3 separate regions of the Homo sapiens genome follow, and all the other regions are linked to region 2. The links are chromatin loops, found by intact Hi-C in ENCODE. Cell type or tissue: Caco-2. All regions are shown on one strand.

The links. Hi-C counts contacts between places; a loop is a spot of excess contacts. Peaks named below come from ENCODE experiments on the same cell type or tissue, not always from the same donor. Only the 100,000 strongest peaks of a DNase experiment are listed, where the experiment ranks them.
Region 1: it touches region 2 in a loop (8-fold over the local background); 1 of 110 quality-filtered maps calls a loop at or near these places.
Region 3: a loop joins it to region 2, with 6 times the contacts of the local background. A loop is called at or near these places in 1 of 110 quality-filtered maps.

Annotation. Positions count from the first base shown.
Region 1 is chr1:175,965,429-175,973,428 of GRCh38, forward strand. The region is part of intron 18 of COP1 (COP1 E3 ubiquitin ligase); the gene reads right to left. It overlaps MIR1843 (microRNA 1843), which reads right to left and starts at 3,051; the gene lies at 2,942-3,051. It also overlaps SCARNA3. In Caco-2, no CTCF peak of the experiment used is centred here; a DNase peak (open chromatin) is centred at 3,993.
Region 2 is chr1:176,055,147-176,063,146 of GRCh38, forward strand. The region is part of intron 11 of COP1 (COP1 E3 ubiquitin ligase); the gene reads right to left. Among named protein-coding and RNA genes, the nearest start is that of MIR1843, 91 kb to the left of the region's middle. In Caco-2, no CTCF peak of the experiment used is centred here; a DNase peak (open chromatin) is centred at 3,735.
Region 3 is chr1:175,980,435-175,988,434 of GRCh38, forward strand. It overlaps COP1 (COP1 E3 ubiquitin ligase), which reads right to left. Exons shown (of 20, transcript NM_022457.7): 17 at 7,854-7,978; 18 at 6,509-6,669. Among named protein-coding and RNA genes, the nearest start is that of MIR1843, 16 kb to the left of the region's middle. In Caco-2, no CTCF peak of the experiment used is centred here; no DNase peak of the experiment used is centred here.

The DNA.
Region 1 (8,000 bases), 90 kb before region 2:
TACTTCATCCTATTGGGCCACTGTTGATTTCCTGACACGCAGAATCATTCTTTTATTTAAAGCACTTTCTAGTACATCTTTTAAAATTCAAATTTCTTTTGTTTTTGGAGCTCAGAGAAATTCATTTCACTTATCTGGGTTTTTTTTTTGTTTTGTTTTTGTTTGTTTGTTTGTTTTTGAGATGGAGTCTCGCTCTGTCGCTCAGGCTGGACTGCAGTGGTGCAGTCTCGGCTCACTGCAACCTCCGCTTCCCGGGTTCAAGTGATCCTCCTGCTTCAGCCTCCTGAGTAGCTGGGATTACATGTGCGTGCCACCAAACCCAGCTAATTTTTGTATTTGGAGACGGGGTTTCATCATGTTGGTCAGGCTGGTCTCGAACTCCTGACCTCGTGACCCACCCGCCTCAGCCTCCTAAAGTGTTGGGATTACAAGCGTGAGCCACCGCACCCAGCCACTTATCTGGGTTTGATTCATCATAAGAATCCCCTTATTTGACCGGAGTGTTTCTTTACTTTATCCTAGACATAAATCTACGCTGCATTTTGAAACCAAGTGAGAGTCCATACAAAGACATTCAAACATAGGTTCCAATATCATCTTCAAAGGTTTTTAAATGCCATTTGTAAGCCTAATAGTTTCTTTTTGTCCCTGACTTTTCTTTCAGTATGTGGTCTTTCAGAGTTGACTTGGTAAAAATATATATAAATATGTCTAAGAAAGAATGAACACAAAACTACAATCTATCAATAAAAGGTCTTGGTCTTTAAACTAAAATGTTAGTTAGCCTTCCCTGCATTCTATAAAAAATCCAAGGGGGTTGAGTGAATTAGCTGTCTGAATTGTGTTTGCAATACACACACACACACACACACACACACACACACACAAACACTTAAAAACCTGTTTCATTATCACATATTTATTGAGCACTATAGGTCAGTGACTTAGTTAAGAATTTTATATGGATTACTTCACTTAATCTGCATGGCAACCCAATGAGGAAGGTACTATTTTTATCATCAATTTACAAAGAGTAAACATAGTCTTAGACTTAATAACTTGTCCAAATTCATACACACAGCTAAGAAAGAGCAAAGCCAGGAATCAACTTGTGAAAACTGAGAAATATACCAATGCTGATCTGTATCATATTGACCCAGTAAGCTTATCACATGTCTGGGCTTCATCCTGAATTTATTAAAGCAAAATGGAAGAAAGAAGAAAGGTGTCTTGGGTGGTCACTGACTATGTACAAGAGAGCCTCAGTTCTCATACATTATAAATATACATTACATTTCAAATGTCATAAACCTAGGCTCCTAAAAGCCTTGTTACATGGAAAATTTGGTCTTTTATATATCTCCCTATAAGTATTATTTCAAGTAATATCAACAGAGGAAAAGGCTTGGCCACAGAACCAAAGTGGTAAAGAGTGTTCCAAAGTCAACATACATGGCATTGACAGGCCAAATTCCCACTCTCCTTCCAATCTTCCACCCCCCATACACAAAATCCCAATTTGAGATCTGGGGAATTGGGATTTCTTCATCACAAAGGAACACTTTCAAAATCAGTTAATCCCAAATCTCTTCTTTCTTCTCCACTAGTATCCTTCCTTACAAAATCTTAAAATCGTTCATTAGAATGAACAGAACAGTGGATTTCTAAAGGGCCTAGAAAAGTATGGCTACTCATTTGACAACTGTCTAATGCAAAAACTGCTCAGGGTAAGAAATATGGGATTTCAGAACCACAAACAAGGATCCTCATACAATTAGTTATAAATAAACCCAGGCTGGTATTAAACTCCTGACCTCAGGTGATCCACCCGCCTCAGCCTCCCAAAGTGATGGGACTACTGGCGTGAGCCACCGCGCCGTTGAAAGCTCATCTCTACTAAAAATACAAAAATTAGCCAGGCATGGTGGTCCCCTGTAATTCCAGCTACTCAGGAGGCTGAGGCATGAGAATTGCTTGAACCCAGGAGGCAGGGGTTGCAGTGAGCTGAGATTATGCCACTGCACTCCAACCTGGGTGACACAGTGAGACTCAGTCTCAAAAAACAAACAAACAAACAAACAAACAAACAAACAAACCCAGCTGTGGCTGCTGTAAGTTGTAGAAGTTAGGGGAGGTAGGTGGGAGCAACCTCTCCCCACAACTTAACAGCAAAACACACAACAGGAAAAACCAAGATTTTGAATTCAGTACTAAGAAGGTTAATACTTAGCAGCAGCTTTCCTCTGCAAATGGTTATTTCTGAACTTTGGTTACAGCCTTAAAAAATTACATAAACTGGATTTTGGAGAAATCACTTTCTTAATGAGAAAATCTTCACGGAAGCTATCTCTGATTAGCTCCTTCATATCTAAAGTATTGACCTTCACTGGTAACCCTGAATTCGTTAAGCCAATGTGGCCCCTTAGAAGAATAATATTTCTTTTTTCTTTTTTTTTTGAGATGGAGTCTCGCACCGTCACCTAGCCTAGAGTGCAATGGCACAATCGCAGCTCACTGCAACCTTCGCCTCCCAGGTTCATGTGATTCTCCTGTCTCAGCCTCTCAAGTAGCTGGGATTACAGGCGCCTGCCAACACACCTGGCTAATTTTTGTGTTTTCAGTAGAGACAGGATTTCACTATGTTGGTGCCAGGCTGGTCTTGAACTCCTGACATTCAGTGATCCATCTGCCTCAACCTCCCAAAGTGCTGGGATTACAGGTGTGAGCCACCATGCTCGGCAAGAGAAGAATAATATTTCCACATTCATTCTACTTCCTGGTTGTAGGTTCCTTAAATAAGCAAATAACACCTATTTTCAAAACTCGTAAGATACCTCAAAAACCAGTTCAGACGGATACAGAGGTAACTTTACTTGGTTGCCCATTTAAAAAATAATACAGTACTCATAACCAGCAGATACTGAATAAAATGGCAAGGAAACCAAGTATTTAGAGTGGCAGTTTTAAAGGCTGTACGGAGGGGAACGATCAGACTTAGCCAGCTGTCCTAAGCCAGACAGAGACCTCCATATATTTATGTAGGATCGCTGCAATCTGTAGACAAAAGGCATTTTTTCATTTGTCCACATGGCTGGTTCCAGCAGCTTCCATTTCTGGTGTGCTTCATTATTAAGAAGACTTTTGTTAACCAGTCTTTTATATTCCAATTAACTAACTGCATCAAATTCTCATTTAAATATACTTCAGGATTCAGATAACAGGAAAAGAACCATTAAGAAGGCACACTTAGCATACAAAGTCAAAGTGATCCTTATTCAGGGAGAAAAGGCTGTGAAGAACATACACAAGGGAAGAAGGATTTAGATACAAAACAACACATACATTCATCATTCCTTTCTCAATGCTTTCCAAAGTCTTCTCGCCAACTGGCCCTAAACAACTTGATTATCCTTGTCACACTGCACTCAAATATTCTCTCTAAACACTTTCAACTTGCAGCACATGTTAACAGTTAATATCTCTGGATGATCTTCTGAGTAAAGCTTGAGAAAAATGTGCTTACAATGACAAGTATGAGGGGAAAAAAATGACTGGATTGCTGATTAATACTGAGAAGAGCTCCTCTGAGCATAGAACCGTGCATATTTAAGAGAGCTATTCGCAAATTTCCTCCAGACTACTCTGGTAAAGCTGATTCTAGAATTCAGTACTATTTGGGGAATACCATGTTAACAGAAAAAGCAATACATTCAAGGCATGGAAACCTGGATCTGAATTTTGGTTCTGCTTAATCCTTTTAGACATTCAATTTCTCCAAATATAAAGCAGATACTCTTAGGTAGAATCTGTATGAAGATTCAAGGAAAACACAGTAGAGCATTGTTAGGGACCAGAACACACTACCTCCAAATAGTCACCTTGGTATTTGAAAAAACAGCAGAAGCAGGAAGACCTTCTCCCACACTTCTCCTCTGAAGCAGGTCATAAAAGAATTCTCTGCCCTTCCACTGAAGCAGGTCATAAGACTCTCATTCCAGAGTTGCCTATCCTTACCTGAGGAAAGGAATGCCCTTATCTCTGGAGACAGAGACACAGAGAAGAAGCTCAACAAACAGGTCTTGCTAAGTTGCCCCCAGTTTATTACCATTAGATCATACCCCTTTGTCCTCCAATCATACTTCTCCATGAGACTATTCATTTCTTCATCAAACCTAAGCATAAACATATACAAGTTTACCCATTCTTTGGGTCTTCATTTCTGAAGCCTTCTGTGTCACGTAAAACTTCTATGTCATGTAAAACTTACAGAGGTCTCCGTCATGAATCAAGCCAACAGGTGAGAAAAATCTTTTCTCCCTTACAGCATGTAACCAAAGAGTAACTGGCACACTATAGGCACTAAACAAATGAATGGTAGTTGCTTTTACTAAAATACTATATAACCTTAATTTCTTTACAGTTAAAGGGTAGTTATCTCAAGCAATGATAGTACTATTAGTATCATATTAGTACTGTCAGTATCACAGTGTACTAGTAGTAATAATACTAGTGTATTATTCTAGTCAGTATATTTATGATCTTATGAAATTGATAAAAGTAGGCTCTCTGGGTTAGGCAGACTTAAATTTTATTCTCACTCAATCTTTAACTCCTCTTTCCTAGAAAACTAAGTAGCTCTTACTCTGGTAGCTGCTGGTGTTTGTATTTTTTTGCTCTCCAAGTTGAAGCAAGGAATGTACCTGGGGCAACACTAATGAAGCATAACAAACAATTCAAGATGAATGTGAACATCAGTTGGTAGACTGCATTCTATAGGTTCATCAATAGCTGTGAGAAACCAGAAACCAAGGAGATAAAATGGTTAAAAGAGGGAAAGAGAAGCAGTGATTGGGCTAAAAAATGATGAGAACTTAGTTAAGCAGAAATAAGAGGATAAGGCAATATGAAGAACAACATGAATACGAGTTTAGAAGCCGGAATGGGAATAGTATGGGACAATGAAGAAACTTTCTTAATGAAGTAGGTGAACTGTGTTAGAAAACAGAAATAAAGTTAGATGGATAGCATTATATTAGATTATTGAAAATCTTGAATGTAATAGTTTAGATACGATAGTCTAAGTGCAAACACATGAGATCAGGAAATAGAGCAGTTAAGAAGTAGATATAGGAACGACATTGTTCTATACTTATTATAAAGGCTAATTTTCTAAATACTAGTAAATTTTGAAATCTGAGTTACCTTTGAGTATTTTTTTCTATTGTACTTTTTCCTATAATTTTCTTAAGGATCATATTTAATAGTAAGGGTAAATATAATTTTAAAATTAGATACAGATATCTGAAGTGAAATAGATTAAATAACTAACAAGTTCAGGTAATATATTTATCAAAATTTCCCCTTATTTTTAGTGTTGGCCAAAATATACCAGATAGAGGTACATGCAAATGCTGAATTTGAAAAAAACTTTTCTGAAAGACCTGGGTCAACTAAAGGTAACAAGCAATGTTTGATTGATTATCTCTGTATAAAGATGAATATTTGGTAGTGCATAAAGGCCGACTGAAAGGGACATAAAGCTGTTAGAAGTAAATCGAGAGAAGGGGAAGGGGAAGGAACAGAAATGAGGAGATGAAAAGCAGAAACGAAAACAAAGATATATAGAAGACATTTCAAAGAAAGCATTACTGCTATTTGATGAATAATTAGATGGAAAATAAAGAGATGCAACAATAATGATTCTGGGGTTTTAGACTTAAATGACTTAGAAAGACTGATAAAGCCAGAAGGAAATAAGGATGTTAATATGTCAAAGTTGGAAGGGTATTTTGTAGTAACTTTTTTTTTGTTGTACAGAACATATTCTCCAAAAACTCACTGCCTGATTTAAATTAACCTCATTTGTTATATTTTGAGTCTTACAGTAAGTTCTTATTTTGGTCATTTGGGTCCTTGAAAACTTAATCAGATAAAATTTATTCATTTAGCAAATTCTTATTAAGCAAATATACAAACAGAAAAGAGCTCAAAAACTGATATTTTATAGCATTTTATTATATATAAATCCCAAAGGGAGTTTGTTGAAAATGGAGGTTCCAGGGCCTCCAGGTTGGTGAAAACATTGAGGTACTAGGAGGGTACCCATCTGGGAAGAAAATGCCAAAGTGTTTCCAAGAGTCACCAGCACAGACCTATTCTGTGTACTCCACCCGCCACTCTCCAATACCTTGCCCTATGCATCTCTTCCCATGAGCTATTTCTGAGTTGTATCCATTGTAATAAATCAGTCAATGTTTAATGGAATTTGGCTGTAAACATCAGAACACAGTACCTTTCAGGAGGCAGATCTTTGACTCCAGCTGTAATGTTCCAATTAATAATGAGCACTACCAGAATGTTCTAGCCTTTGCTTTTGCTACTGAGGAGACTGATGAGAACCCTGGCTTATTATCTAATGTCTCCCTTGGATTTAGTCTCTACATCTTCCAAAGTGACCAACAGACCATAGAGAGCCTCCTGATGTGGCACTCAGGAGGGTTTGAGACAGTACCTAATCACTCCTGTAAAGAAAGAATAGGTTTGCGGCAGCGACTGTTGGAAACACTTTGGCACTTCTAAATTTCCACCGGTGGCTCCAAGATTGGATGTGACAGAGATGGGATCTTTGCTTCTCCCATGCAATTCTAGGATACTTAACAAAACAAAAGGAGAGAATTATGTAACCCATAACAACAACAACAACAACAACAAATACAAAAGGTGGTTCTTGGTCCTCACCTTCAGAAAGTCTAAATATAACAAGTATAGGGTTTAGATATTTAAAATTTTAATTCCTATCCCAAGTAACTAATAATTCTAAAGCAGGTGATCAACAGACCATACTTTGAAAAATACTAATACACATGTTGAAACTATCTACAAATATTGAACTCAGAGGGAAAACCAAGACGTATTTTTCTGCTTTTGGTCAGGTGGCTAGTGAGAGGGAAGTGAGGAGGAAAGAATTTACCGAATACCTACTTAACACATACCATCTGAGGCCCAGAGAGCAGCAATATACAAAATACAAGAATTTTTTTTTTTTTTTTTTTTTTGAGACAGAGTCTGGCTGTGTTGCCAGAATGGAGTGCAGTGGTGTGATCTCGGCTCACTGCAACTGCCACCTCCCGGGTTCAAGCGATTCTCCTGCCTCAGCTTCCCGAGTAGCTGGGATTACAGGCGCCCACGGCCATGCCCGGCTAATTTTTGTATTTTTTAGTAGAGACGGGGTTTCACCATGTTGGCCAGGCTGGTCTCAAATCCCTGACCTCAGGTGATCTGCCCGCCTCGACCTCCCAAAATGCTGAAACTACAGGTGTAAGCCACTGCTCCCAGCCAAAAATGACAAGAATTTCTAGCCTCAGGAAGCTTTTTAGCTCATTGAGAATAACTGCACATAAGCCTTATTTATTTAATTTTTTGAGACGGAGTTTCGCTCTTGTTGCCCAGGCTGGAGTGCAATGGCACGATCTTGGCTCACCACAACCTCCGCCTCCCAGATTCAAGCAATTCTTTTGCCTCAGCCTCCCGAGTAGCTGAGATTACAGGCATGCGCCACCACACCCGGGTAATTTTGTATTTTCAGTAGAGATGGGGTTTCTCCATGTTGGTCAGGCTGGTCTCAAACTCCCAAACTCAGGGGATCTGCCCGCCTCAGCCTTCCAAAGTGCTGAGATTACAGGCGTGAACCACCCCATCTGGCCAAGCCTTATTTTTTTAACACTTTTACAAGTCTAATTTTTAGTGAAATGTATTTGGTTAAAAGATACTATAATCAGTACTGGAGTCTGAATTACACAAATGTCTCATGACAGTTTAGTAAAAGAGTTAACTTTGCAAATGGAAATACATTGAGAATTTAAAATAAAAGAAGATGAAATGGGAAACTCAGGACTGGGTTGCTACCTAAACTTCTATAGTTTGCATGTACTAATCTTTTCTTTCATCTTTCCATTCTCGTATTTTTAAACCAGCCCATGAAAATAAAATACATGAAGTCA
Region 2 (8,000 bases):
TCCCAGGCTGGGTGCAGTGGCTCAAGCCTGTAATCCCATCACTTCGGGAGGCCGAGACAGGTGGATAACCTGAGGTCAGGACTTTGAGACCAGCCTGGCCAACACGATGAAATCCAGCCTCTACCAAAAATACAAAAAATTAGCTGTGCATGGTGGCAGGCACCTGTAATCCCAGCTACTCAGGAGGCTGAGGCAGGAGAATCGCTTAAACCCGGGAAGAGGAGGTTGCAGTAAGCCGAGATCGCACCACTGAACTCCAGCCTGGGCAACAAAAGTGAAACTCCATCTCAAAAAATAAACAAAACAAAACAAAAGCATCTCAGAGCTAAGCTAAGCTCTTGTACCTCACCATCTTTTTATCTTCCTGGATTTCTTTGGTGATCTCATATAGTCTCATGACTTTCAATCTATATAGTACACTGATGACTATCAAGTGTTTGTCTCCCAAACCAGACCTCTCTCTACACTACTGCCTCATGTCTAGTTGACAGCTCCAATTTTAACCTGATAGGCATAGTTAACCCGTCCAAAATTGAGTTTCTGAATCCCCTGCCAAACATCTAGTAATTTCTTCCAGGTTTACCTGATTAGGTTGACTAACAATTTTCATCTTTTGTTTTTAAAAGCTCATGAATTGATTTAGTAATTGTTTTTTCATAATGTATTCTTATTTTTATATTTATTTAATTTCCTTCTATTTTATTTAGGTTTACTTTGTTCTTTCTCTAATTTCTTTGCTTGGTTGTTTAATTAAATTGTTTTATATCATCTTATTTATCATTACTTTTTCAGTTAATTCCTTTTTGAGTAGGTTAATTCCTTTAGAGTAAGGAGTTTTATTCTGGGCACTTTTAGCTATGTCCCATAAGTTCTGATACACAGAAATTTCATCATACTGGTTTGATTTCCATTTTGATCCCAGCGTTGCCAAAAAAGCTATTAAATTTCCGTGTGGTATATTTTTCCTGTTTTCTAAGTTTGTAATAAATGTTTGATCTTACTGTGTTGTGATCAGAAAATGTTAATTTTTATTTTCTGTAATTTGAGATTTGGTATATGATCTAGATTCTTTACATTTTCTGATGTTCCATGGACAATTTAAAAGAAGGTATATTCTTTATAAATGTTTGTATATGTGTTCTAGTTTGTTAATTATGTTATTTAGGGCTTCTACAGTTTTATTAACATTTATTTTTTGTGCACTTAATCTGTCATGGACTAAGATCTGATTTAATTTAAAGTCTCATACCACTAAATGTGTTTATTTTGTCTTACAGTTAACACAGGGATTTTTTAATATATAAAGATACTTACAATTAGACTTAAACTTCAGTGCAGACTGAACTTTGATCATTATAATGGGGCGTGTGTGTGTGTGTGTAAGACAAAGAGAGATTGATCTAATGCTTTCTAGCCTGAATTAAACCTTACTTTCAACTTTCACAGTTTGAAGTTTTCAGAACTCGTCTATACAAGCACTGATTTGTGGTTTATGTTATAATCTACTATAAAAATATTTTCTTATTGCCAGGAAGTTTAGCCTATTTAAATTTATCAATCACGTTTACTTTTGTATCTGTCATCTTATTTTGTGATATATATTGTTTCAATCACATTTTTAATTAAAGTATTTGACCATCTGATTTCTTTCTTTTGTTTTCTGTGTTATTCTCCTAAATGGGAATTGTAGTATTTCTGTCTAGTGACTACAAACACTTTATTAATTACTACAGAAAGAAATAAAGGATTCAATGTATCTACTAAGTTTCTACTCTGAGCAAAGGATAAAGTTATTTTTGCCCTTACTCTTCCAATCCTACTCATCATATTCACTGTCTCACAATCTACGTTATACCTCCAAAAATATTTATACTTCTCATCCTTATGCAAATGAAAATCCTATAATTAACTGAGCATAGAAATGAAATCCATTTTACATAGAAAGACAAACTACCCCTGCGTTTCCAATATTTGCTGAACATTCCAAACTTACTAATTATAAGTAGGTGTAAGAATCTTATTATCCATTATATTGTCTAATGCAGGTATACCTGCTATGTAGCTCCGAAATGATTCTAAACATTTATATAGTTTGCTACATGAGTGATATGCTTTGCTATAATAAGAACTTAAGAGTGTATTCCCTCCCCACTTCAAGAATGTGACCTCTCCCTCTCCCTCTCCCTCTCCCCACGGATTCCCTCTCCCTCTCTTTCCACGATCTCCCTCTGATGCCGAGCGGAAGCTGAACTGTACTGCTGCCATCTCGGCTCACTGCAACCCCCCTGCCTGATTCTCCTGCCTCAGCCTGCCGAGTGCCTGCGATTGCAGGCGCGCGCCGCCACGCCTGATTGGTTTTCGTATTTTTTTGGTGGAGACGGGGTTTCGCTGTGTTGGCCGGGCTGGTCTCCAGCTCCTAACCGCGAGTGATCCGCCAGCCTCGGCCTCCCGAGGTGCCGGGATTGCAGACGGAGTCTCGTTCACTCAGTGCTCAATGGTGCCCAGGCTGGAGTGCAGTGGCGTGATCTCGGCTCGCTACAACCTCCACCTCCCAGCAGCCTGCCTTGGCCTCCCAAAGTGCCGAGATTGCAGCCTCTGCCCGGCTGCCACCCCATCTGGGAAGTGAGGAGCGTCTCTGCCTGGCCGCCCATCGTCTGGGATGTGAGGAGCCCCTCTGCCTGGCTGCCCAGTCTGGGAAGTAAGGAGCGCCTCTTCCCCGCCGCCATCCCATCTAGGAAGTGAGGAGCGTCTCTGCCCGGCCGCCCATCCTCTGAGATGTGGGGAGCACCTCTGCCCCGCCGCCCCTTCTGGGATATGAGGAGCGTCTCTGCCTGGCCGCCCCGTCTGAGAGGTGAGGAGCCCCTCCGCCCGGCAGCCGCCCCGTCTGAGAAGTGAGGAGGCCCTCCGCCCGGCAGCCGCCCCGGCCGGGAGGGAGGTGGGGAGGTCAGCCCCCGCCCGGCCAGCCACCCCGTCGGGAGGGAGGTGGGGTGGGGGGGGGGTCAGCCCCCGCCCGGCCAGCCGCCCCGCCCGGTAGGGAGGGGGGGGGTCAGCCCCTGCCCAGCCGCCCCTTCTGGGAAGTGAGGAGCCCCTCTGCCCGGCCACCACCCCGTCTGGGAGGTGTACCCAACAGCTCATTGAGAACGGGCCATGATGACAATGGCGGTTTTGTGGAATAGAAAAGGGGGAAAGGTGGGGAAAAGATTGAGAAATCGGATGGTTGCTGTGTCTGTGTAGAAAGAAGTAGACATGGGAGACTTTTCATTTTGCTCTGTACTAAGAAAAATTCTTATCCTGTTGATCTGTGACCTTACCCCCAACCCTGTGCTCTCTGAAACATGTGCTGTGTCCACTCAGGGTTAAATGGATTAAGGGCGGTGCAAGATGTGCTTTGTTAAACAGATGATTGAAGGCAGCATGCTCATTAAGAGTCATCACCACTCCCTAATCTCAAGTACCCAGGGACAAAAACACTGCGGAAGGCCGCAGGGTCCTCTGCCTAGGAAAACCAGAGACCTTTGTTCACTTGTTTATCTGCTGACCTTCCCTCCACTATTGTCCTATGACCCTGCCAAATCCCCCTCTGCGAGAAACACCCAAGAATGATCAATAAAAAAAAAAAAAAAAAAGAATGTGACCTCTTATCAGATCCCATATATGAACCTGAAACTTCTCCTCCCCTCTGGAATGTGGTAACACGCCTCCTCAGATCCCATATGTGAGTTACTGACTTCAACTACTGGACTTCAAACATATATAAACCTAAGAGCTTGACAACACTTTGAGAGCTTAGGCTGTGTCAAGTTTCACTCTGTCAGCCACTTCTCAGAAGACTGAATGCTCAGACTGTGACATGGATTGGAGCTTTGAAGCCTTGCTTTGTAACACCAGCACTGCCCTCTAACTTCAAGGGACCTTACAGGTGGTTGCAGATCTCAGCTGTGCTCACACAAAAGCACACTTTAATGTTTAATTAAACTTTACTTTCCACAGAGCCCTGCTTCCATCCTAATTGAGCAACCAGACTTTAATAATTTTGGAGCTCACTCACTATGTGGTTAATGTAATTCATCTATCAAGTGTATTCTGTATGAAACTTGTTCACATTATTCTCTCCCTCTTAAGCATTGTGAACCTAAGAAAAAAATTATCTTTGTATGGCAATAAAACAAGTGAGTCATTAAATTATTATTTGACCATCTCCTTATTTTAACCATACAGAATAGGTAAGTATTTACAAATTAAAATCATCTTATTTTCCTTTTATTTCTCCTTTATATTAGAATTAAGACACTATAATTTTTTAAAAATTTGTAGTTAGGGAGTTTGCAAAATCTTTTTTCTTTCTTTTTTTTTTGAGACAGAGTCTCACTCTGTTGCCCAGGCTGGACTGTGATGGTGTGATCTCAGCTCACTGCAACCTCTGCCTCCTGGGTTCAAGTGATTCTCCTGCCTCAGCCTCCTGAGTAGCTGAGATTATAGGTGCACACCACCACACCTGGCTTATTTTTGTATTTTTAGTAGAGACGGGGTTTCACCATGTTAGTCAGGCCGGTCTCGAACTCCTGACCTCGTGATCCACCTGCCTCAGCCTCCCAAAGTGCTAGGATTACAGGTGTGAGCCATTGATATCTATTAATTTTATGTCAGAACAGCGTCAGTGGTTCCAACAAAACTTCATTTATGAACACTAGAATCTGAATTTTCACATGTCACAAAGTATTATCCTTTGTATTTTTTTTCAACCTTTGCAAATGTAAAAAATATTCTTAGTTGTTACAAAGTCAAGCAATGAGTTGAAATTTGACTCGCAGGTATTAGTTTGCTGACCTTAAACTGTTTTTTTAATAGCAACCTGCTAGATAATTGCTGACCTTATTCTGAATTAATGGACAGACTTTATTCCATAGGCACTAAATTGAAGCCACATTTTAAAGTCTATGCATATTTTTATTCTATTATTTTTATTAGGTGGCTCATTTTGTTTGAATTCCATAAAACCTCAAGATCTTGCTTTAAAACAACTACTTTAAAAAAATTTACTTTCTTATTCCCTCTGGCTATCATTGAATAGCTAAAACAAATAAATACACTACCTGATAGACTATATTCTGAAAAACTTTTGTGAATATCAAGTGTTTATTTTGTGATAAAATGTCTTTCTCCTTAAAGCACTTAAAGATGCCCTTTAAAATCAATATACTTAATATCAACTTTTGTTCATTCAGAACAACATCTAGTAGAGAAAATAACAAGAGCTGAAAAAGAAAATATATTTTTGTCCCCAAAGTTACTACGACATTTTGTCCTCTTTAAAATGTTTTTAGTAAACACTTTGAAATGTGTGTTTAGTAAAAGTACAACAGAGACTCAACAGAGAATCATATGAAGCTAAAATTTCAATTCTTAACTTTTGAAACTGCAAAATAAAATACATCTAATTTCTCAGTTCTGTGTTCTCTGGTAGTATTTACAAAGCAACCAATAGGATCACAATATTAAATCAGTAATGTCACTGCTGTGATGTTTCATCAGGAAACCTTAAAACTATGATATAAAGAAACCATTTAATCCTACCAAGGACTAACGTGGAGCAAAAATTTACAGTTTAGAAGAATATTTCATCATGTATATTTAAAAATGTGTCCCCAAAATATCAGTTAACACAGCAGACTTAAAAAATCAGAAACCCATTTTGTGTTTCTTATAAAAATAAGTAGTAAAAAACACTGAAGAAAAATATTTTAAAAAATGTGAGTTTTACCAGATAAATCCCTTCAAACCATTGCAGCAAGAAAAAAAAGAAGAGCTCCTGTTCTAAAATGTACATGGAAATGTAAGGGACTTATACTAGCCAGTATAACTTTTGAAAAGAGTAACAAAGACGGAGAACTTATATTACCTAATTTCAAGCCTTGTTATAAAACTACAGTAATCATGACAGTATGGTACTGGCCTAAGAGGAGACATACAGATCAATACAACAGAACAGACAGTTAAGTAGACTCACATATATACAGTCAATTCATTTTAAACAAAGAGACATACAGATCAATACAACAGAACAGACAGTTAAGTAGACTCACATATATACAGTCAATTCATTTTAAACAAAGATGCCAACAGGAAAAGGTTATCTTTTGATCAAATGATGCTAGGAACAAGTGGGTATCTCTATACTGGCAGGAAAAAACTGAACCTCGGCTAGGCATGGTGGCTCACGCCTGTAATCCCAGCACTTGGGAGGCCGAGGTGGGCAGATCACCTGAGGTCAGGAGTTCGAGATCAGCCTGACCAACATGGAAACACCTTATCTCTACTAAAAATACAAAATTCACTAGGCATGGTGGCGTGCGCCTGTAATCCCAGCTACTCAGGTGGCTGAGGCAGGAGAATCACTTGAACCCCGGAGGCAGAGGTTGCAGTCAGCCGTGATCACGCCATTGAACTCCAGCCTGGGCAGCAAGAGTGAAACTCCGTCTCAAAATAAAAAAAAGAAAAAGAAAAAGAAAAAATGAAACTAAACCATTACCTCACAATCTAAATAAAAAATAACTTGAAATAGATTATAAGCCTGTAAGTAAAAGCTAAAGTTATTACAATGATAGAAGAAAATATAGAAGAAAAATCTTCGGGGCAGAAACATTTCTACAGGATAGAAAAATTTTAAAAATGGATGAACTGGAATTCATCAAAATTAAGTATCACTCATGTTCCTTGAAAGACACTATTAAGAAAATACAAAGATGAGCCACAGGCAAGGAAGAAAATTCTGATAACACATGTATCTGACAAAGAACTTATATCCATAATATAAAAGGAATTCTCATCACTAAACAAGAGAAAGACCTGATTATTATTATTATTGTTTTTGGAGACGGCATCTCACTCTATCGCCCAGGCTGGAGTGCAGTGGTGCAATCTGGGCTCACTGCAATCTCTGCCTTTCCAGGTTCACGTCATTCTCCTGCCTCAGCCTCCCGAGTAGCTGGGACTACAGGCGCCCGCCAGCACGCCTGGATAATTTTTTTTGTGTTTTTAGTAGAGATGGGGTTTCACCATGTTAGCCAGGATGGTCTCGATCTCCTGACCTTGTGATCTGCCCGCCTCAGTCTCCCAATGTGCTGGGATTACAGGCATGAGCCACTGAGCCCGGCCAAGAAAGACCTGAATTTTTAAATACTGGCCAAAAGATTTGAATAGACAATTCACAAAAGATATACAAATAGTTAATAAGTGCATTAAACACCACTAGTGATAAGGGAAAAGCATAGAAAAACAATGAGAAAATGCCATTACATACCCATTAATAAAATGCCTGATATTTAAAAAAAATAACAATGCTAAGAATTGCTGAGGATTTAGAACTGGAATTTTTTAAACTGCTGATTAAAGTGGTAAAACAATCCAACCACTTTAAAAATCATTTTGGCAGCTTCTTAAAATGTTAAACACATCCTAACCATACAGCACAGCAATTCCAATTTCAGGTATTCACCCAAAGAAATAAATATAAACATTAATATCCAAAATGACTTGTATATGAATACTCATTACTTTATTCATAATAGTAACAAACTAAAACCCAGACAAGTTTATTCAAATAAATAAACTGTACAATTATTCAAATGAATAAACTGTAGAATATTTAGACAATAAAATACTACTCAATAAGTAAATAAATTACTAATATGGGCAGCAACATCAATGAATCTCAAAAACAAGCTGGGCGAAATAAGCTAGACACAAAAGAACATATACTGTATGGTTCCACTTATAAGAAATTTTTAAATGGTTGAATTATTGTATAGTGACAGAAAGCAGATAAATAGTTGCCTGTGGCAGGAGTTTGAAGGAGGGGTGGAATTAACTGCAAGTGGTGGAAGAGAAAATTTTTGAAAATGTTTTTTTTTTTTTTTTTTTTTTTGAGACGGAGTCTCGCTCTGTCGCCCAGGCCGGACTGCGGACTGCAGTGGCGCAATCTCGGCTCACTGCAAGCTCCG
Region 3 (8,000 bases), 75 kb before region 2:
ATTAGAGAGAATAAAATTTAATGATGTAACTGAAAACAAAGGTGCACAGTTATAACTGCATAGAAAGTATTACAGCATAGTTGATAGGTTCCCAAGCCAAGTTTTGCTGCACTTGGTTTCAGAGAGGGGAAATTTGGAAATCTGTTATCCTGATCCCTGCCTCCCCTAACCCTAAAGCTACAGAAACTTTTAATATGATTCCTGATGTCTCAAGCCACAACAGAAAATGTCCACCCTAATGACCACTGCTTTTTTTTTTGCCTGAGGATAGAGTGTACTTTTTGGGGTCACTTCTGAAGAGCTAAAGGAGTAATAAGTGTCCTTTACAAGTACTGCCTTTTACTATTAGCTATCCACTTAGGATTGGTGAGTAGCTAAGTACGTATGTTACGGTTCAGAGCTGACAAAACAATAATAGGGTATCTGCAGCCTCAAAAGAAGTTACTATGGACTCAGGGTCTACCCCTAACAAAAATATTGTGTCCCTTTACACAGGCATCATCACATAGGAACAAATATATTCATTTGTATACTTAAAACACTTCATATTTCATTCCAATAGTTTCAGATAAGAGTCATATCACAGATCCACAGATACAGAATATATATACGTTCCCTTACCTAACTCCAGTCTCTAGATAAATCAATGTTAATAAAAAAGATAAGACTTTCATCTGGAATCTTTTTCTTTCTGCCCTAAGCATATCCTCTAAGGTTTTCTTTAGTGTAGGTTTGCTGATTGAAAATTTTTCAGGTTTATTTATTTTAAAATGTCTTTATTTTACCACTGTCTAGAGATTTTCACTGGATGTAGAATTCATGGTTTGCAAATGTTTTCCTTCCCACACTATCTGGTTTCACTGTCTGTTGGCTTCCACTATTTCATTGAGAAGTTGGCTGTCAGTCTAACTGACAATATTTTCTCTCTGCCTTCTTTCAAGAATCTCTCTGGGGAAGCCAGGGAGGAAGAAAAAAGAATCTCTCTGGGGGAAAAGATAGTCTCTTCAATAAATGGTGTTGGGAAAACTGGATATCCATATGCAGAAGAATGAAGTTGAGTATCTCACACCATATACAACACTCAACTCAAAATGATTAGAGGCTTAAACATAAGACTGAAAACTGTAAAACTACTAGAAAACATAAGGTAAAAGCTCCATAATGGTCTGAAAAATTTTTTGGCTAAAACTGCAAAAGCAAAAACAGACAAGCATGAATGCATCAAACTATCAATATAAAGCTTCCTCACAACAAAGGAAACAACAGAGTGAAAAGACAACATGTGGATTGGGAGAAAATATTTGCAAACTATTTATCAGTTAGGGGGTTATAAGGAACTCCAACACCTAAACAGCAAGAAAACAAATAACCCACTTAAAAAACAAGCAAAGAACCTGAATAAACATTTCTCAAAAAAAGACATACAAATAACAAACAGGTATATGAAAAAATGCTCAATATCATTAATCATCAGGGAAGTTTAAATTAAAACCACAATGAGGTATCGCCTCACAACTGCTAGAATTTCTATCATCAAAAAGACAAATGACATCTGTGAAGTGGGGTGTGTTAAAAAAAGATGAAAGATAACAAGCGTTGGCAAGAATGTGGAGAAAAGAGAACTCTTGTAACGTTGGTGGGAATGTAAATCAGTACAGCTTTTATGGAAAATAATATGGAGGTCCTCAAATACTAAATACAGAATGGCAATATGACCTAGCAATTACACTTCTGAGCATTGAATCCCACTTCAATTTCAAAAGAGTTAAAATTAGGTTACAGAAAAAAACATGCACACTCTTTTATTCATTGCATTATTCACAACAGCAAAGATATGAAATCAACCTAAGTGCCCATCAACAAATAAATGGATAAGAAAACATGGTATACAGCTGACCCTTGGAAAACACAGGTTTGAACTGTGAGGAACCACTTATATGCAAATTTTCTTCCTCTTCTACCACTCCAGAGAAAGACCAACCCCACTTCTTTCTCCTCCTTCTCAGCCTACTCCATGTGAAGATGAGGATGAAGACCTTTATGATTCACTTCATTTAATAAACAGTAAATATATTTTCTTTTATGATTTTCTTAATAATATTTTCTTTTGTCTAGCTTATGTGGGTTAATTGTTTATGTTATTGGTAAGATTTTCAGTCAACAGTAGGCTATTAGTAGTTAAGCTTTTGAGTCAGGGAATCAAATTATACCCGAATTTTCAACTGAGTGGAGGGTCAGTGCCTCTTGCCCCCACGTTGTCAAGGTTAAACTGTATATAATGGAATACCATTCAGCTTTACATGAACTTGGAGGACATTATGCTAAGTAAAATAAATCACACACAGAAAGAAATACTGCATGATCTCATTTATACGTGTAATCTTAAAAAATTGAACTCAGAGAAATAGAGAATAGAATGGTAGTTACCAGAGGTGGGGGATGGGAGTGGGAGGATGCCAAGATGTTGGTCCAAGGCTACAAAGTTTCAGCTAATTAGACAAAAAGAGTAAGTTTTTGAGATGTATTGCATAGCAGAGTGACTGTAGTTAATAATAATGTAGTGGATATTTCAATATTGTTAAGAGAATAAGATTTTAAATGTTCCCACTACAAAAAAAGCATGTGAGATGACCGATATGCTCATTAGTTTGATTTAATCATTCCATAATGTACATGTATATGAAAATACCACATTGTACCCCATAAATACTTACAATTATTATTTGTCGAAAAGAAAAGAAACTGATGGCTTAAAGGAATGAAAAAGACTCCTCTGATATGGTTTGGGTGTGTCCCCATCCAAATCTCAACTTGAATTCCCATATGTTGTGGAAGGGACCCAGTGGGAGGTAAATGACTCATGGGGGCAAGTCTTTCCCGAACTGTTCTCGTGACAGTGAATAAGTCTCATGATATCTGATGGTTTTAAAAAGGGGAGATTCCCTGTACAAGTTTTCTTCTCTTTTCTGCTGTCATGTGAGACATGCCTTTCACCTTCCGCCATGATTGTGAAGCCTCCCTAGCCATGTGGAACTGCGAGTCCAATAAACCTCTTTCTTTTGTAAATTACCCAGTCTTGAGTATATCTTTATCAGCAGTGTGAAAATGGACTAATACAGAAAATTGGTACCAGAAGTGGGGTGCTGCTGAAAAGATACCCCAAAATGTGGAACTGACTTTGGAACTGGTTAACAGGCAGAGGTTGGAACAGTTTAGAGGGTTCAGAAGACAGGAAAATGTGGGAAAATTTGGAACTCCCTAGAGACTTGTTCAATGGCTTTGACCAAAATGCTGATAATGATGGACATGAAATCTAAGGCTGAGGTGGTCTCAGATGGAGATGAGGAACTTGCTGGGAAATAGAGCAAAGAAGACTCTTGTTATGTTTTAGCAAAGAGACTGGCGGCATTTTGCCCCTGCCCTAGAGATCTGTGGAACTCTGTCCTTGAGAGAGATGAGTTAGGGTATCTGGTAGAATAAATTTCTAAGCAGCAAAGCATACAAGAGGTGACCTGAATGCTGTTAAAGGCATTCAGTTTAATAAGGGAAACAGAGCATCAAAGTTCAAAAAATTTGCAGCCTGACAATGCAATAGAAAAGAAAATCCCATTTTCTGGGAAGAAATTCAAGCTGGCTGCAGAAATTTGCATAAGTAACATGGAGCTGAATGTTAATCCCCAAGACCACGGGGAAAATGTCTCCAGGATATGTCAAGAGGTCTTCAGAGCAACCCCTCCCATCACAGGCCTGGAGACCCCAGAGGAAAAAGTTGTTTCCTGGGCCAGGTCCAGGGTTGGCATGCTGCGTGCAGCCTAGGGACTTGGTGTCCTGTGTCCCTGCCGCTCCAGCCATGACTAAAAGGGGCCAACAGAGAACTCGAGCCATGGCTTCAGAGGGTGCAAGCCCAAAGCCTTGGCAGCTTCCATGTGGTGTTGAGCCTGCGTGTGCACAGAAATAAAGAACTGAGGTTTGGAAACCTTTGCCTAGATTTCAGAGGATGTATGGAAACGCCTGGCTATCCAGGCAGAAGTTTGCTGCAAGGGTGGGCCCCTCATGGAGAACCTCTGCCACGGCAGTACAGAAGGGAAATGTGGGGTGGGAGCCCTCACACAGAGTCCCTACTGGGGCACCACCTATGGGGCTGTGAGAAGAGGGCCACCATCCGCCAGACCCCAAAATGGTAGATCCACTGACAGCTTGCACCGTTCACCTGGAAAAGCCACAGACAATGCCAGCTCGTTAAAGCAGCCAGGAGGGAAGCTGTACCCTGCAACGCCACAGTGGTGGAGGTCTCCAAGACTACGGGAACCCACCTCTTGCATCAGTGTGACCTGGGTGTGAGACATGGAGTCAAAGGAGATCATTTTGGAACTTTAAGATTTGACTGCCCTGTTGGATTTTGGACTTACATGGGGCCTGTAGTTTTGTTTTGGCCAATTTCTCCCATTTTGAATAGCTCTATTTACCCAATGCCTATATTCTCTTCATATCTAGGAATTAACTGATTTGCTGATGATTTTACAGACTCATAGGCAGAAGGGACTTGGCTTATCTCAGATGAAACGTTGGACTTTGGACTTCTGAGTTAATGCTTAAATGAGTTAAGACTTTGGGAGACTGCTGGGAAGGCATGATCAGTTTTGAAATGTGAGGACATGAAATTTGGGAGGGGCCAGAAGCAGAATGATATTTTCATTCTAAAAATAGTTTCCAGTTCTCAGTTAAAATTTTCAATCTTGTCTTTCATCTTGTAAGCATAGCTACTTTCAAGCTGTCTGATAATTTCAATATTTAGAGCTGCTGTGACTGTTTCTACAGTCTGTTGCTTAGGCTGGTTTAATTCATGCTGTCTTCTCTTTTACTATGTCTGTTTATTTTTTATTGTGCCCTAGTTATTGTAGTTACAAAACTAAAAAAAATAAAGCACTTAGATGATCTTATCTTTTTTCAGAGGATTTAAGTTTGCATCCTGTGGATATTAGCAATCAAGGGTCACCTCAATTCAATTTCAGAGATTGATATGAAGTTCAGATGCAATCGCTATGAAGACTTATCTTCTGGTTTCCCCTATAATATACCCCTGTGGGGACTTAAAACAAAGTAATCACCCATACAACGTCAGGCACTGAGCTCCAATCCCTGCAACCCTGTGAAGCTAGTATAAGCACTTTCACCCACCCCACCAGAACTGACAAATGCTCACAGGGGAAAAGTAGATTCAAAAGCCAGGGTCACAATCCAAATCTGGTAATTCTTTCCTGTCTTGTTTGCTTTCCAATGCTTTCAAATAGGTTCTTTTTTTAAAAATACATACATTTGGTCCTTTTTTTCTAATTTTACTTGGAGGAAGGGTTGGTCCAAATTACCTAGTCTGTCAATTAGCAAAACTGGAAATGGAGCCACAGAACTTTAAATAAGACAGCAATAGAATATATCAAATTAAAGTGAAACTATACCTGAAACTTGGATTTTTAAATTACATATCAAGTCAGAATTTTTTTTGTCAAAAACCCAACTAATCACCTAAAAAGCTATTTTAAAAATATGATACTAATAACTCATGTTTATATAAATCAAGATAGTAACAAGAATTATTATTTTCTGAGACAGAGTCTCACTCTGTCGCCCAGGCTGGACTGCAGTGGCGCGATCTTGGCTCACTGCAAGCTCTGCCTCGCGGGTTGATGCCATTCTCCTGACTCAGCCTCCCGAGTAGCTGGGACTACAGTCACCCGCCACCACGCCTGGCTAATTTTTTGTATTTTTAGTAGAGACAGGGTTTCACCGTGTTAGCCAGGATGGTCTTGATCTCCTGACCTCGTGATTTGCCCGCCTCGGCCTCCCAAAGTGCTGGGATTACAGGTGTGAGCCACCGAACCTAGCCTAAGAATTATTTTTTCATATAACTTATGAAAAACCTTATACTTTAAAACATAAGTGAAAAGTTTGAGGCAACTCCACTTTATAAAACCCAGTAGCATAACTGTCTCATCAATATACTAAATATGCTTAAATATTCATATATAAATGTATTTTGTAGACAGCAATTCTACTTTGAAATAGTACTTAATTAGAGGACCATATAGGCCACTATCCTTTACCTGTACCAATTCTTTTTCTCCCTCCCTATTAAAATACCAGCTCAGCTTAATGTTTATCAAGCTTATACTGCACATAATCAATAAAGAAAATGAGACAGAATGCATATTTTGGAGGAATTTCCAGTCTTATAGAAGAGATATGAACAGACAATATGATAATGGTTATAACTGAGATATGCACTAAATGCTATGGGTCACAGAGGGACATTATGACACCATGACATTGCTCTATTACTATGCATTTCAATCACTACCTAAAATGCCTATTGTCTTTGGTGACACATTACAAAGTTTTTTAAAAAGTACATACCACATACCAATTTATATTTTAAAATTTAATCAAACCCTGTGTATACATAATGCATAATATGAGATCCCAAGGTGAAAAAACTGATATGAAAACTTACCCCATCTGGTAGTGCCCTCCAGCACACAGCACTAACAAATTCATTTGTATCATCTTCTTTTCGGTCTTTGTCGAGAACACTTTTGACTGTATCAAACTTAAAAGTTAGCAAAGTCTTAGAAAGTCCTTTATAGTACAGGTAGAGAGAGTTATTTTCACTTCCTGAAAACAAATAATAATAATAGTATTTTAGAATAGAAAAACTCGGAATTAGGACATCACAGTCTAATAGTAATTATCAGCCAAAGTTATAGTTCAAAGATCTTTTATGGGCAAATTTGAAAGGCTAGATCACAGGACTAATTAGAAATCATGTAAGAAAAGGATTCTTGGACAAAAGCTATACTTTACTAATCTAAAGAAACAATCAGTGTTAAATGATACAACAATACTGATAATTCTAAGGCTAAAATTACCCTATAAAATCATTTATAGAGGTTGGTACAAAAGTAATTGTGGGTTTTGTCATTACTTTTAATTACTTTTGCACCAGCCTAATAAGTCTATAGTAGAACCAGAAATATATTATAAGAATCTTAAATTACATTTAGGAAGATTTCCATTTAGAGAGGTAAAAGAAAGTGGCAACACTTACACAGGCAGATTTTCATAGCCTACATAATTTATTTCCATTTCTCAGTATAGGAATTATTCTATTAATGGTCTATGAACTGTATTTTTATTTTTGAGCCATCTATTAAAGATAGAATAATTGTTCCAGATATTTGCTTTGGCAGTCTCATACATATGTGGAGAAAGTCAACTTTGCTGAACAAAGGCCAAGTCATTTAAAAGTATGATCAAAGCTCATCTATTCAGGCATTAGATGTATCAGAGCATTTGAATAATATCAAATTTGATTTTTCTATTTCTTATTTAAATTTGTATAAATTATCAACAATAAAAGCCATAGAATAACAGATCAATGCTATGCAAACAGATTACTTCATGAAGAGAACAGCAGATAGGGGAAAATGAATATCAAGCTTAAGAAGACACATAATGTCTCCAAAATTGGAAATATTACTAACAGAACTTAACCTTTTCTGTCTTCTACACAATATCTAAAGAATTATGTTATAATGGAGAACAACTATAAAACAGTTAAAAATCAGGTGTTCAGGTATTTGAGGTGTTCAGGGTTTCTACACAATAAAAAAGGGAAGGACTAATGCTCTTCTAGTACAACACAAGGAAAATCAGTAGTGCTGGGGCATCATGTCTATTATACTATCTTCTGAGTGCACAGACCATTTCTTGACTTAGTATTTATTCTATTTCCACTGAGTTCAATTTCAATAACAAACACCTGTTAAAAAGTTCCTGGAAACGATGGTTTCACTTACCACAAGCTATATAATCTCCATTGGAAGCCAGGCCTACAAAGTTTTTTTCATTGATATGACCCTTGAAGGAACGTAGGCAGTATGGTTTCCCTACATTCCACAGTTTTAGCTGACTGTCTGTTGAGCTGAGGAAAAGTACAAAGAGTA